2 separate regions of the Homo sapiens genome follow, and region 2 is linked to region 1. Evidence: read pairs that join two places in POLR2A ChIA-PET (ENCODE). Cell type or tissue: endothelial cell of umbilical vein. All regions are shown on one strand. Each heading gives the region's core, and the rest is flanking DNA. Links, peaks and the distances in the headings are about the cores only.

The links. ChIA-PET counts read pairs that join two places held together with the same protein. Peaks named below come from ENCODE experiments on the same cell type or tissue, not always from the same donor. Only the 100,000 strongest peaks of a DNase experiment are listed, where the experiment ranks them.
Region 2: POLR2A ChIA-PET joins it to region 1 with 5 read pairs; 2 of 35 experiments call an interaction of 5 or more read pairs at or near these places.

Annotation. Positions count from the first base shown.
Region 1 is chr3:23,698,352-23,704,364 of GRCh38, forward strand. No RefSeq gene overlaps it. Among named protein-coding and RNA genes, the nearest start is that of UBE2E1, 100 kb to the right of the region's middle. RefSeq lists an enhancer at 3,661-4,273. In endothelial cell of umbilical vein, for the core only: no CTCF peak of the experiment used is centred there; no DNase peak of the experiment used is centred there.
Region 2 is chr3:23,956,366-23,962,112 of GRCh38, forward strand. It overlaps NR1D2 (nuclear receptor subfamily 1 group D member 2), which reads left to right. Exons shown (of 8, transcript NM_005126.5): 4 at 3,306-3,450; 5 at 5,612-5,747. Among named protein-coding and RNA genes, the nearest start is that of NR1D2, 14 kb to the left of the region's middle. In endothelial cell of umbilical vein, for the core only: no CTCF peak of the experiment used is centred there; a DNase peak (open chromatin) is centred at 3,046; H3K27ac peaks cover 1,438 bases.

The sequences.
Region 1 (6,013 bases), core at 589-5,588:
GAAACCAGCCCCTCGATCCTGGAATTCCAGCCTCCAGACTGTGAGATACAAATTTCTGGGCCAGGTGCGGTGGCTCACACCTATAATCCCAGCACTTTGGGAGGCCGAGGCGGGCGCATCACCTAAGGTTGGGAGTTCGAGACCAGCCTGACCAACTGGAGAAACCCTGTCTCTACTAAAAATACAAAATTAGCCAGGCGTGGTGGCGCATGCCTGCAATCCCAGCTACTCGGGAAGCTGAGGCAAGAGAATCACTTGAACCCGGGAGGAGAGGTTGCAGTGAGCCGAGATCATGCCATTGTACTCCAGTCTGGGCAACAACAGTAAAACTCCATCTCAAAAAATAAATAAATAAATAAATAAATGTAAATAAATTTCTGTTGTCTAAGCCACCTAGTCTGGAATTTTGTTATGACAGCCTCAGCAAGCTAATATAATGGGCAATAAACTGTTTCTCTGGAGAACCCTGATCCAACCATTTTTTACAATCCAGACAATCAAGATAGCTATACCTAACTCTTACCCAATACTCACTGTTAGGTACTTTGCAAGTGCATGTCATTTAATTGCCACCATATAGGTCCCATTAAAAGCCTCATTTGACAGATGAGGCACTGAGTCTTAGAGAGAGGAGAAATCATTTGCCCAGTTCGGCCCAGCTGGCAAATGGTAGAGGAGGGTTTTGAAACCAAGCAGCTAGAGCCCAAGGTTTGTGTATGAACCACGATTCTCCACTGCCTCCCCTGCTGGCACACCTGTGTGAATACTTCAAGTTCATTGTGCAGTATTCTGTAGCAATTCATGGGCATCAGTGTCATTCTTATCCCACTTTTACAGATAAGAAAACTGAGGCTTAGTAAAAATGAAGGGAATGCACTCAGCTTGCAAGTTACAGAGCAGAGAATTAAGCCAGGGCCCTTTCCTTTCACTGAACAGACTTCTACCAGGGAGTCTTATTTGCTCCCAGGTACATTTGTGTTTTCACAGGACATTCCTGAAAGCCTTCAGGAGAGTACATCTTTGAGGGAAGAATTTAACAAGAAGGAGGAGAGTGTCATTAATAATATAATAATTATTAGTGTAATATATCACACGTCTTCTGTGAGCCCAGCATTGTGCTAGGGACTGGATTCTCTCACACATTTTGTGTCTTAGTTAGACACAAAATGCCATGGCATCTACAGTCTCTGCAGCCATAGAAAGGGGCAGTTAGCCAAATAAAGGAGTCAGGTTGCCAGATAAATCCTGACTCCCCAACTCACAAGCTGGAAGACCTTGGACAATTTACGGAACCTCCACATGCCTCAGTTTCCTCATCTGTAAAATGGGGGTGATTGTGATAATAACAGCTTCTGCCTCGTAGGCTTGTGAAGAGTAACTGGGTTAACACAGGCAAGGGGCTGAGAATTGCACCGGGCCAGTGGCAAAAGCTTTTGTGAGTATCTCCTGCTATTATTATAAGATGGACTGAAACATGCACATGCCTCTGATTGCTTGTCAAAAAAATGTTCAGGGATCTTCATTTCAGCCTCAGGTTGTCGAGAACTGTTCCAACAACTAAGGATGAGCTCTATGCAAGTCCGTGTAAGTTCATTTCTGAGTGCAATGGGGAAGAGCAATGGGGAGAAGATGGTTTTACAATGTGCATGATGTGTCCATAATTATTGCTTGCCAAACCCAGCCTTGACAATGATTAATAGTAAATAGTATTCTGTCTATTAAACCACAAATATCCCCCAATTTTCCCTGTCACTTTTCTGCCAAGCCCCTGTCAAAATGCTCAGTCTCATTAATAACAATAATGATAATGATAATAACATGAGTTGCCCAGTATATGTTAAAATCATAAGCCAACAGTAACAACAGAACAATTTGAAGGTTTATTTTGCAGGCATCATGTTTGTTAGTGATGTTGTTATTGACCGTAACGGAAGAGCAGGTCCGTACTCTCAGTGAAGAGATAAGGGCAGAGAAACATTTAGACATGCACAAAGGCCCACATCCAACGATACTCATTATTCATTGCAGCACTGGCAGTAACCTCAATGTCCATCAAAAAAAGACTGAGTGAATAAAATTATGGGACAACCGTATGGTGGAATGAGATGCAGTTATAGAAAAGAATGAGATGTATGTAGTCATACTGATACAGAACTCTCTGAGATAAGTGATACATAAAAAGACAAAACACTTTAAATGGGTGAATTGTACAGTATGTGAATTATATCTCAATAAAGCTGTTATTTTGTTTTTAAAGAAAGTCACAGAAGTATGTTGTGTGCTACCATTTGTCATTTTAAAAGTGCCTGTATGTAAGTACCAATGTCTGTATTAACTATCTTGGTGGATAAGCAAGAAACTGAAACCTCTGAGAGGGGAATGACAGTTAAGAGTAGGAGGGGGAGTTTATTTTTGCTGTAATCCGTGTGCAATTATGATTTTTTGTGAAATCATGTTAAAGTAGTTCCCACTCAATCAAGATAGTCATTCTGCAACACAGAGAAAAGGAAAGGAGGAATAAATATGTATTGAATGATACAGAGTGCTGGTCACTGTTCTAAATCATGCAATCATGTACGCCCACAAGATACGTATTATTGGTTATTATTATTCCCATTTTACAGAGGGGCAAAGTAGCTTCCCTGCACCGGGTCTCACAAGTGGGAGGTTCAGCCACTGAAATCTGCTGAAATTCACCAGCTGCTTCTCCAGCTTCTTTCGATTTCTGGAATCTTAGAATTTGAGACTCGCCAAAGAATGGTCCTCAAGATAAAGCAGGCTAAAGTGTTCAAAAGGTAAAAACATCTCACAAGTAATTACCTTTTTTGTATTTATTTATTTTGGAGACAGAGTCTTACTCTGTCACCCATACTGGAGTGCAGTGGTGTGATTTCAGCTCACTGCAACCTCGGCCTTCTGGATTCAAGTGATTCTCCTGCCTCAGCCTCCTGAGTAGCTGGAATTACAGGCATGCACCACCACGCCCGGCTAATTTTTTTGTATTTTTAGTAGAGACAGGATTTCACCATGTTGGTCAGGCTGGTCTTGAACCCCTGACCTCAAGCGATCCACCCACCTTGGGCTCCCGAAGTGCTGGAATTATAGGTGTGAGCCACTGCACCCGGCCTTAATTTGTTAATTTTTAATTTTTGTGGGTACATAGTAGGTGTATATATTTATGGGGTACATGAGATGTTTTGATACAGGCATGCAATATGAAATATACACACCATGAAGAATGGGTATCCATCCCCTCAAGCATTTATCCATTGAATTGCAAACAATCCAATCACAAGTAATTCTAAAACCCCCGCTGAAATGTGACCTGCTATATCTGCCAAGTTTGCTTAGGAAGCCACACTCCTGGACCCTGGCAGGCTGTCTGGGCAGCTTCCTCACAGCCATGAATCCATCTGGGCCTCCCCTGAGCCCCCTGTGAACAATGGGTGGGGGGTGCCCAGACTGTTGAGAGGAATCTTCTTGCCAGGACCACAAAGAAGGTTTGCTTGAAAACGTACGGTAGCATCATGCCATTCACCCGTCCTCCCCCGGGGCCATAAACAGGTGTTTAATTACAAGGCAGGTGGGAGACTTCAGAACCAGGGGTCAGCCATTCCATTGTTTGTGGAACTTCGTTACCAGAGAGCCACTAGATTGCACCGAAGATTGGCCGTGCACCTGGCAATTTGTGTTTCTCTGCTTGAGCTGAGTTGCTACACTGTTGAGAAGGAAACTTTTTTCTTGAAAAAGAGAAAATGTCAAGGGGGATAGCTGGCAGTGATTCTGAGAAAGTATAGTTTATCACTCAGCAGCAATGTTTAGCCAGTTCTGAAGGAGAAACATGTACTGGGCTGGGATCATGGAGTCCTAGCCTAATTTCTAGAACTGACATTCCTGGAGGACCTACTATGTGCCAGGTACTTTACACGTGATGTCATTGAGTCCTCAGCCCTGTAAGGAAGTGTTAAGGAAATTGCTGCTTTCAGCAAGCAGATCACCCAGAAGCTCCCAGGTTGATTCCAGACGGAGAGGGGCACCTCCATCAAAATTCCTTACTCCTGACTCACTGTTGTCACTGGCATCCTAGCATCTTTAGAAGTGGGGCTCCTCTGATCCTCAGCCTTCCTGTTACTCCTGTGTAGCTGAGACAAGCCTAGAATGTTCAAATAAGAGGGACTCAGTCAAGAAATGCAAAAGGAAAATAGAATTACAGGAACCTAGAAACTGTGGCTTACAGGATGCAACCTATTTGATGGAACTCATAGTCACTTCTATAGAAAAAGATGGCACCTACTGTTTTCCCTTCTGTTCCCTCTTGGGTCCCCATTTGTTCATTCATTCATGCACTCACTTGCTCAAACAATATTTATTAAGGAGCTACTATGTGCCAGATACTGAAAATATAGCTTTGAACCAGACAGATAAGTCCCTGCCCTCCTAGAACTTTCATTCAGCTGGGGAGACAGATAAACAGATGTATAAATACATACATAAAATAATCTCTGATGGGGACAGGTAGTATTGGGAAAATAAAGTAAGGTGATGTGGTAGAAAGGAATCTTTGAAAGTCTTTACTAGCCAGCCATTTAAAAGCAATGTTCTCACAATTATTATACACACACATGTATATATGTGCACATGTACACACACACATATGTATATATGTGCACATACACACATATAGTCATCCCTCAGTATACTCAGGAAATCAGCGCCAGGGCCCCCACATACACCAAAATCAGTGAGCCCTCCATATAAGCAGGTTTCACATCCCTCAAATACTGTATTTTTGGTCTATGTTTAGTTGAGACAAATCCATATATAAGTGGGCCCATGCAGTTGAAAGGCATGTTGTTCAAGGGTCAACTGTACATGTATACATATATACGCATGCATGTGTATGTATACATGCATGCATATATATGTAATTATATCTATTTTATAGATGGGAAATTGAGGCTCAGACAGGCTAAGTGACTTGGTTAAAATCACAGTGGCAAAGTTCCCTCAAGTTTCTCTATAGAGCCACAGGTTTTCTCACTGTATCCTGGTGCCCAGATTGTCTTGTTAAGGGTATGCTTGGACCCCTCCAGCTCTGTGAAATGCAACAGGCTGGATTAGCCTATGGCATCCCGCTCACCTAGGCACAGTGGCATAGAGCCTCTTGATGGTGACAACAGCTGCTGAGGATTTGTGTCATCTGAAAACCGAAAGGCCTCCAGGGAGACTGAATAAATCAGAGACCTATAGATAAGGTAGGGATGCTTAGCTAGGGCCTTAAGCACAATCCATGTTCAATAAAAGTTGGTGATGCTCCTATGTTCCCTGCTCAGAGCCATCTACTTCCACCCCTTCCTCCCTTCTCATAACAAAATAACAGATCGTGCTTTCTTAACCTCAGAGTGGCCCATCATAGGAAGCACAGTGATGTCCAAAGGCAGAAATTCAACCCAACCCAACCCATCGATTCTCTCTCCCAGGAATCTGAAACATGAGTGGGGGTCTCCCAGATTTCCCAAGTGCCTGGAATTGTGAATGAAGGTCTGAAATGTCCTACAATATTTATCATTCCTGTCCTTGCTAAGACAGGAATTTTCTTTAAATTACAAAAGCTACCTGTCATATAGTTTAAGCAAGCCAAAGGCAGTTTCTGTTGCTTGCAACCAAGAGAGTACCAAATAATACATAAAGCTATAGTGTAGTGGTCAGTCTAGCAGACAAAAAAAAAACCAATACATAATCACAAAATGTGATAAAGTACCAGGACAAAAAAAGAACAAGGAGCTTGGAAAGACTAACAAGGGAGGCCAGTTTTAGACTGGGTGATCAGGGAAAAGAGTTTAGGGGGATTATATTTAAATTGGAACCTTAAATATAGGGAGTCAGTCATTGAAAAGAGTGGAGGAAAGACTATTGAGGCAAACAGAAAGCATGGAAAAATATCCTGGAGCCGGGAAGAGCTGGCTCATTCCAGAGACAAAGGAAATGAGTGGGGCTGGAGCCTGTGGAGAGA
Region 2 (5,747 bases), core at 159-5,158, 260 kb after region 1:
AACATACTTATTGTGTTAAACCAAGTGCACCAAATGCTCATTCATTAATGTGTCAAGCACAGTTCTAGGTGGTAGTGAAATAACAAGGAACAAAACAGAGAAGGCACTACTTCTGCCTTGTGGGAACTTAGTTTAAACCAAACTTTGAATTAGGATCTCATCATATACTTTGACTTAATGACACGTCAGGTACTGGGAGCTGGGAATAATTGCTACATACTTGAAAAAAATGTGGTATCTTAAAAAATAATGCCAAGTGAGTAAAATAATCCTGAATATAAGTTGAGCCCTTGGGAAAGCTAGTTTATTTGTAAGTTTAGTTGACTATTTTCTAGTTATTGCTATTAGAGTATTGGTCAAATAATTCCAAGTGAGATGGTCTCTACCTCCCTACCTATATACAGGGAATCTTTCTCTCTTTTTAAAAAACTTGGCACAATCTTTTCTCCTGAGTATCAAAAATTAACGTGATGAAGACACATGTTCTTGCTGTTCTCTGACTTGAGGCCACAAGCAAGAATCTAGTTTGGCGAGATATGATGGGTAAACAAGATAATGAATATACATGATGGGAGAGGAAATATTTTCAAGTGTGGCTCTGAATGAATTGCGAGTTTGCCAGTTTTTTTTTTTTTAGATGGAGTTTTGCTCTTATTTCCCAGGCTGAAGTGCAGTGGTGTGATCTTGGTTCACTGCAACCTCTGCCTCCTGGGTTCAAGTGATTCTCCTGTCTCAGCCTCCCGAGTAGCTGGGATTACAGGCACACGCCACCACTCCAGGCTAATTTTTGTATTTTTAGTAGATTCGGGGTTTCATCACATTGGCCAGGCTGGTCTTGAACTCCTAACCTCAGGTGATCTGCCCGCCTCGGCTTCGCAAAGTGCTGGGATTACAGGCGTGAGCCACGCGCCCTGCCAAGTTTGCTAACTTTTAATGGCCGGGTAACTTTGTAAGACAAGTCAGTATTTTTTATAGATGTAGCATTTTTTTCATTGTTTAAAAAAGATTCTCCTTCTCTATATATCTTTTTTTTTTTTTTTTTTTTTTTTTACAAAAATGTGAAGTAATAGGCCAGGTGCGGTGGCTCACGCCTGTAATCCCAGCACTTTGGGAGGCCGAGGCGGGCGGATCACGAGGTCAGGAGATCGAGACCATCCTGGCTAACATAGTGAAACCCTGTCTCTACTAAAAATACAAAAAAAAAAAAATTAGCCGGACGTAGTGGTGGGCGCCTGTAGTCCCAGCTACTCGGGAGGCTGAGGCAGGAGAATGGCGTGAACCCGGGAGGCGGAGCTTGCAGTGAGCTGAGATTGCACCACTGCACTCCAAGCCTGGGCGACAGAGCCAGATTCCGTCTCAAAAAAAAAAAAAGTGAAGTAATATTGGGGAAGGCATTATTCTTACTTTATAGCTAGAAAATAAAAGCACAAACTGAATGAGCTGATTGCATATTCTTGATAAATACACATCTGTGCAGTACTCTTAAAATGTCTAGTTCAGCTCTTGTAGTATCTAAGTCAAGTGTATAGTATCACAATAATAAAATATAAAAATGTTGTGTCCCATGACTACTTAGTATAGATTCGGGAAATGTGTTTAGTTGTCATATAAAAGGAAAATGCAGTTTAAAATAATTTCAGTAATTGCATTCTTGAGTTTTCTGTCCTCCCTGGTACCATGAAACTGGAGATCTTTGGAGACCTATCACAGAACATGTACTGGAATTGTTTGTGTGTGGAGTAAAGGCAGCTGTTTGTAGCCATCTAGTTGGGAACTGTCTTTCCTTGGATAGTTAGCTACTCTGTTGGTGTGTGGTGTAACACTTACCTGTTGCTGGCACGTAGTCAGTGATTTCTGTCATGTATAAGTAGGCCTTGCCATTGTCAGCAGGTAATGATCCTGGAAAGACCAACTTCTGTTAATGTAATCCACAATCTAGTGAGGGGATTATAGCTATCAAACATATTTCTCAGTCCACTTTTTAAGAAGTAGTCATTTAGGCTGGGTGCAGTGGCTCAGGCCTGTAATTCTAGCTCTTTGGGAGGCTGAAGCTGTAGGATTGCTTGAGGTGGAGTGTGAGACCCACCTGGGCAACATAGGGAGACCCTACCTCTACAAAAAATAAAAAAGCTGGATGTGGTAGCACATGTCTGTAGTCCCAGCTCTTGGGAGGCTGAGGCAGAAGGATTGCTTGAGCCCGGGAGTTCGAAGTTGCGGTGAGCTATTATTACGTCATTGTACTCCAGCCTGGGTGACAGAGCAAGACCCTGTCTCTTTAAAAAAAAAAAAAAAAAAAAAAAGCCTGGACATGGTGGCTCGTGCCTGTAATCCTAGCACTTTGGGAGGCCAAGGTGGGCGGATCAGTTGAGGTCAGGAGTTCAAAACCAGCCTGGCCAACATGGTGAAACCCTGTCTCTACTAAAAATACAAAAAATTAGCCAGGTATGGTGGCACGTGCCTGTAATCCCAGCTACTGGGGAGGCTGAGGCAGGAGAATCCCTTGAATCTGGGAGGTGGAGGTTGCAGTGAGCTGAGATCGCACCACTGCACTCCAGCCCGGGCTACAGAGCAAGAGTCTGTCTCAAGAAAGCAAGCAAACAAACAAACAAAAAATCAGGTCCGGAGTGGTGGTGGCTTACACCCTGTAAGTCTAACACTTCGGGAGGCCAAGGCTGGCAGATCACTTGAGCCCTGGAGTTCAAGACCAGCCTAGGCAACATGGCAAAACCTCATTTCTACAAAAAATACAAAAATTAGCTGGGTGTGGTGGCGCATGCCTGTAGTCCCAGCTGTTTGTGAGGCTGTGGTTGGAAAATTGAGCCAGGGAGGTCAGGGCTGCAGTGAGCTGTGATCATGCCACTGCACTCTAGCCTGGGCAACAGAACGAGATCCTATCTCAAAAAAAAAAAAAAAAAAGAATCAGTCATTCATACTTCAAGAGTTTTGGAATTTGTAGTGAATAAAAGTATGAGATGGAAAATGTGACTGCAGGCAGGGTCTGGTAACAGGGTAGTGTGGTTGTTGCAAGGGGTGTTTTGGGTAAGGACAAAGAATCTCTGAAGGGAAGAAGAATTTTGTTTGGTTAGTAGGTGTTAGGTGCTTACTCATACCAATAAGAATCGAAATTAAATTCTGTGTGTCAACATTGTATTTCCCTCTGTCCTAAGACATAGTGTTTCCCAGATAGTGAGTCATATACTGGGACTGTAGTTCGTCATATACACTAGATAGGTATGGGAGCAGTGTTTATAAGAAGTTCATTTGGGTGTTTTTAAATGGGTAAGTAAATCTTCCTTTGTTCTTAGGGTTTCTTTCGGAGAAGTATTCAACAAAACATCCAGTACAAGAAGTGCCTGAAGAATGAAAACTGTTCTATAATGAGAATGAATAGGAACAGATGTCAGCAATGTCGCTTCAAAAAGTGTCTGTCTGTTGGAATGTCAAGAGATGGTATGTTCCCAGTTTAAAGAGTGTTCCTAAAGTGTATGGAGCTTGGCTTTTATTCCTCATCATGAACCAGAGCTATAAACCGGTTACCAAGGACCCTCTTGTATTTAAGGTGAAGCAGAAAACATATTTTCATGCTTTACAGGACACCAAATTGATTAAAGTCGTATTTTAGCATTATCATCCCAGAAACAGTTTTTGGCTAAACTTCTGTTGTTGTTGCTTCTTCTAAAAAGAGCCATTTTTTTTCTGTGCAATTTGATTACTTTTTATTTTTTCCTAAAACCAATGGAGTTTAAAAACATTTTTTATATGGCCGGGCATGGTGGCTCACGCCCGTAATCCCAACACTTTGGGAGGCTGAGGTGTGTGGGTCACTTTAGGTCAGGAGTTCCAGACCAGCCATGGTGAAACCCCATATCTACTAAAAATGCAAAAAAAAATTAGCTGAGCGTGGTGGCATGCACCTGTAATCCCAGTTACTCGGGAGGCTAAGGCAGGAGAATAGCGTGAACCCAGGAGGTGGAGGTTGCACTGAGTTGAGATCGTGCCACTGCACTCTAACCTGGGTGACACGGTGACACTCTGTCTCAATGTAGCCTCTATCTCCCAGGTTCAAGTGATTCTCCTGCCTCAGCTTCCTGAGTAGCTGGGATTACAGGTGCCCGCCACCACACCTGGCTAATTTTTGTATTTTTAGTAGAGATGGGGGTTTCACCATGTTGACCAGGCTGGTCTCGAACTCCTGACCTCAAGTGATCCACCTGCCTCGGCCTCCCAAAGCGCTGGGATTACAGGTGTGAGCCATCAGGCGTGGCCAGGAGTTTTTTGAGTAACAGATTTCAGCAATTGATGTTTTGTTTTTTCAATTCCCTGAAATTTTTTTTATAGTGCTAAAAGTACTAATGCTATAAAAATAGTTGATGGATATTGTGATTGCCCTGAAAGAATAAAACTGACAATCATTTGTGAAGGGAGGAGTAGAGATAAAGTATCAAACATGATTAAGTTGTTTGTTTTTGGTAGCAATAATGTTAGAGGCTACAATTAGATTAACGAGGCTTTCTGGGCAAGTATACTGAATTTTTATTATCTCTGTGTAAATACTAGACTGTGAAAGAAGCTTTTCTTTCTCTCATGGATAGGATTATTGGAGACAAGACACCTTCTAAGACTAGCTTCTAAAAGAATAGAGGATGACTTATCTCATTTTTACTTATTTCACTGGTTTTAATTAAAATCTACCAAGTTTATTTTTCAGTAAGTGCATTTCTACTGATTGTGGAATTTTTTTTAAGGATTTTTTTTTTAAAGAGGCTGGAAAAGAAGACAGCAGATAATTTCATAGTTAGATCTTGAGAGCAAAGTTACAAAAATGAATTGACAAGGGCCAGGTGTTCAGGGAATGATTTCACCTACCAGATTCCATTAATGGTAATGGATGTGTGTAGCTGAATCACACATGCCTTGCTGGGAACAGTCCTCAGCTTTGTTAGTAAGGAGCTGTGTAGTAATACTGGTCTGCTTCAAACTGGTTTTCATTAGCTAATTTCATATTTCTTTTTTCTTTTTCTTTCTTTTTTTTTTTTTTTTTTTTTTTTAAGATGGAGTATTGCTCTGTCACCTAGGCTGGAGTGCATTGGCACCATCTCGACGCACTGCAACCTCTGCCTCCTGGGTTCAAGCGATTCTCCTGCCTCAGTCTCCAGAATAGCTGGGACTACAGGCGCCCGCCATCACACCTGGCTAGTTTTTGTTTTTTTAGTAGAGACGGGGTTTCACCATATTGGCTAGTCTGGTTTCGAATTCCTGACCTCAGGTGGTCCACCTGCCTCAGCCTCCCAAAGTGCTGTGATTAGAAGCATGAGCTACTGCACCCATCCGAATTTCCTATTTCTTTTCTTAGACTTTGCTTATAAAATACCTAGGAGGTAGATGTCCTTAACTTTGTTGTGGGGGGAAAATAGAAAATTTTCTCTCCCTCTCCTACTTCCTTTGGTGCATCAAGACCAGCAAGTTTAGAAAAATGTGGACCAGAGACATGTAGACTCATTCTTTATATGTATGACTAGAGGCCATAACTGTTGGATAATTTTGTGTTATTCTTTTATACAAAACAGGTCTTATTTAGAATATAGACGTTAAATATCTTTTTCTTCAATAGCTGTTCGGTTTGGTCGTATTCCTAAGCGTGAAAAACAGAGGATGCTAATTGAAATGCAAAGTGCAATGAAGACCATGATGAACAGCCAGTTCAGTGGTCACTTGCAAAATGACACATTAGTAGAACATCATGAACA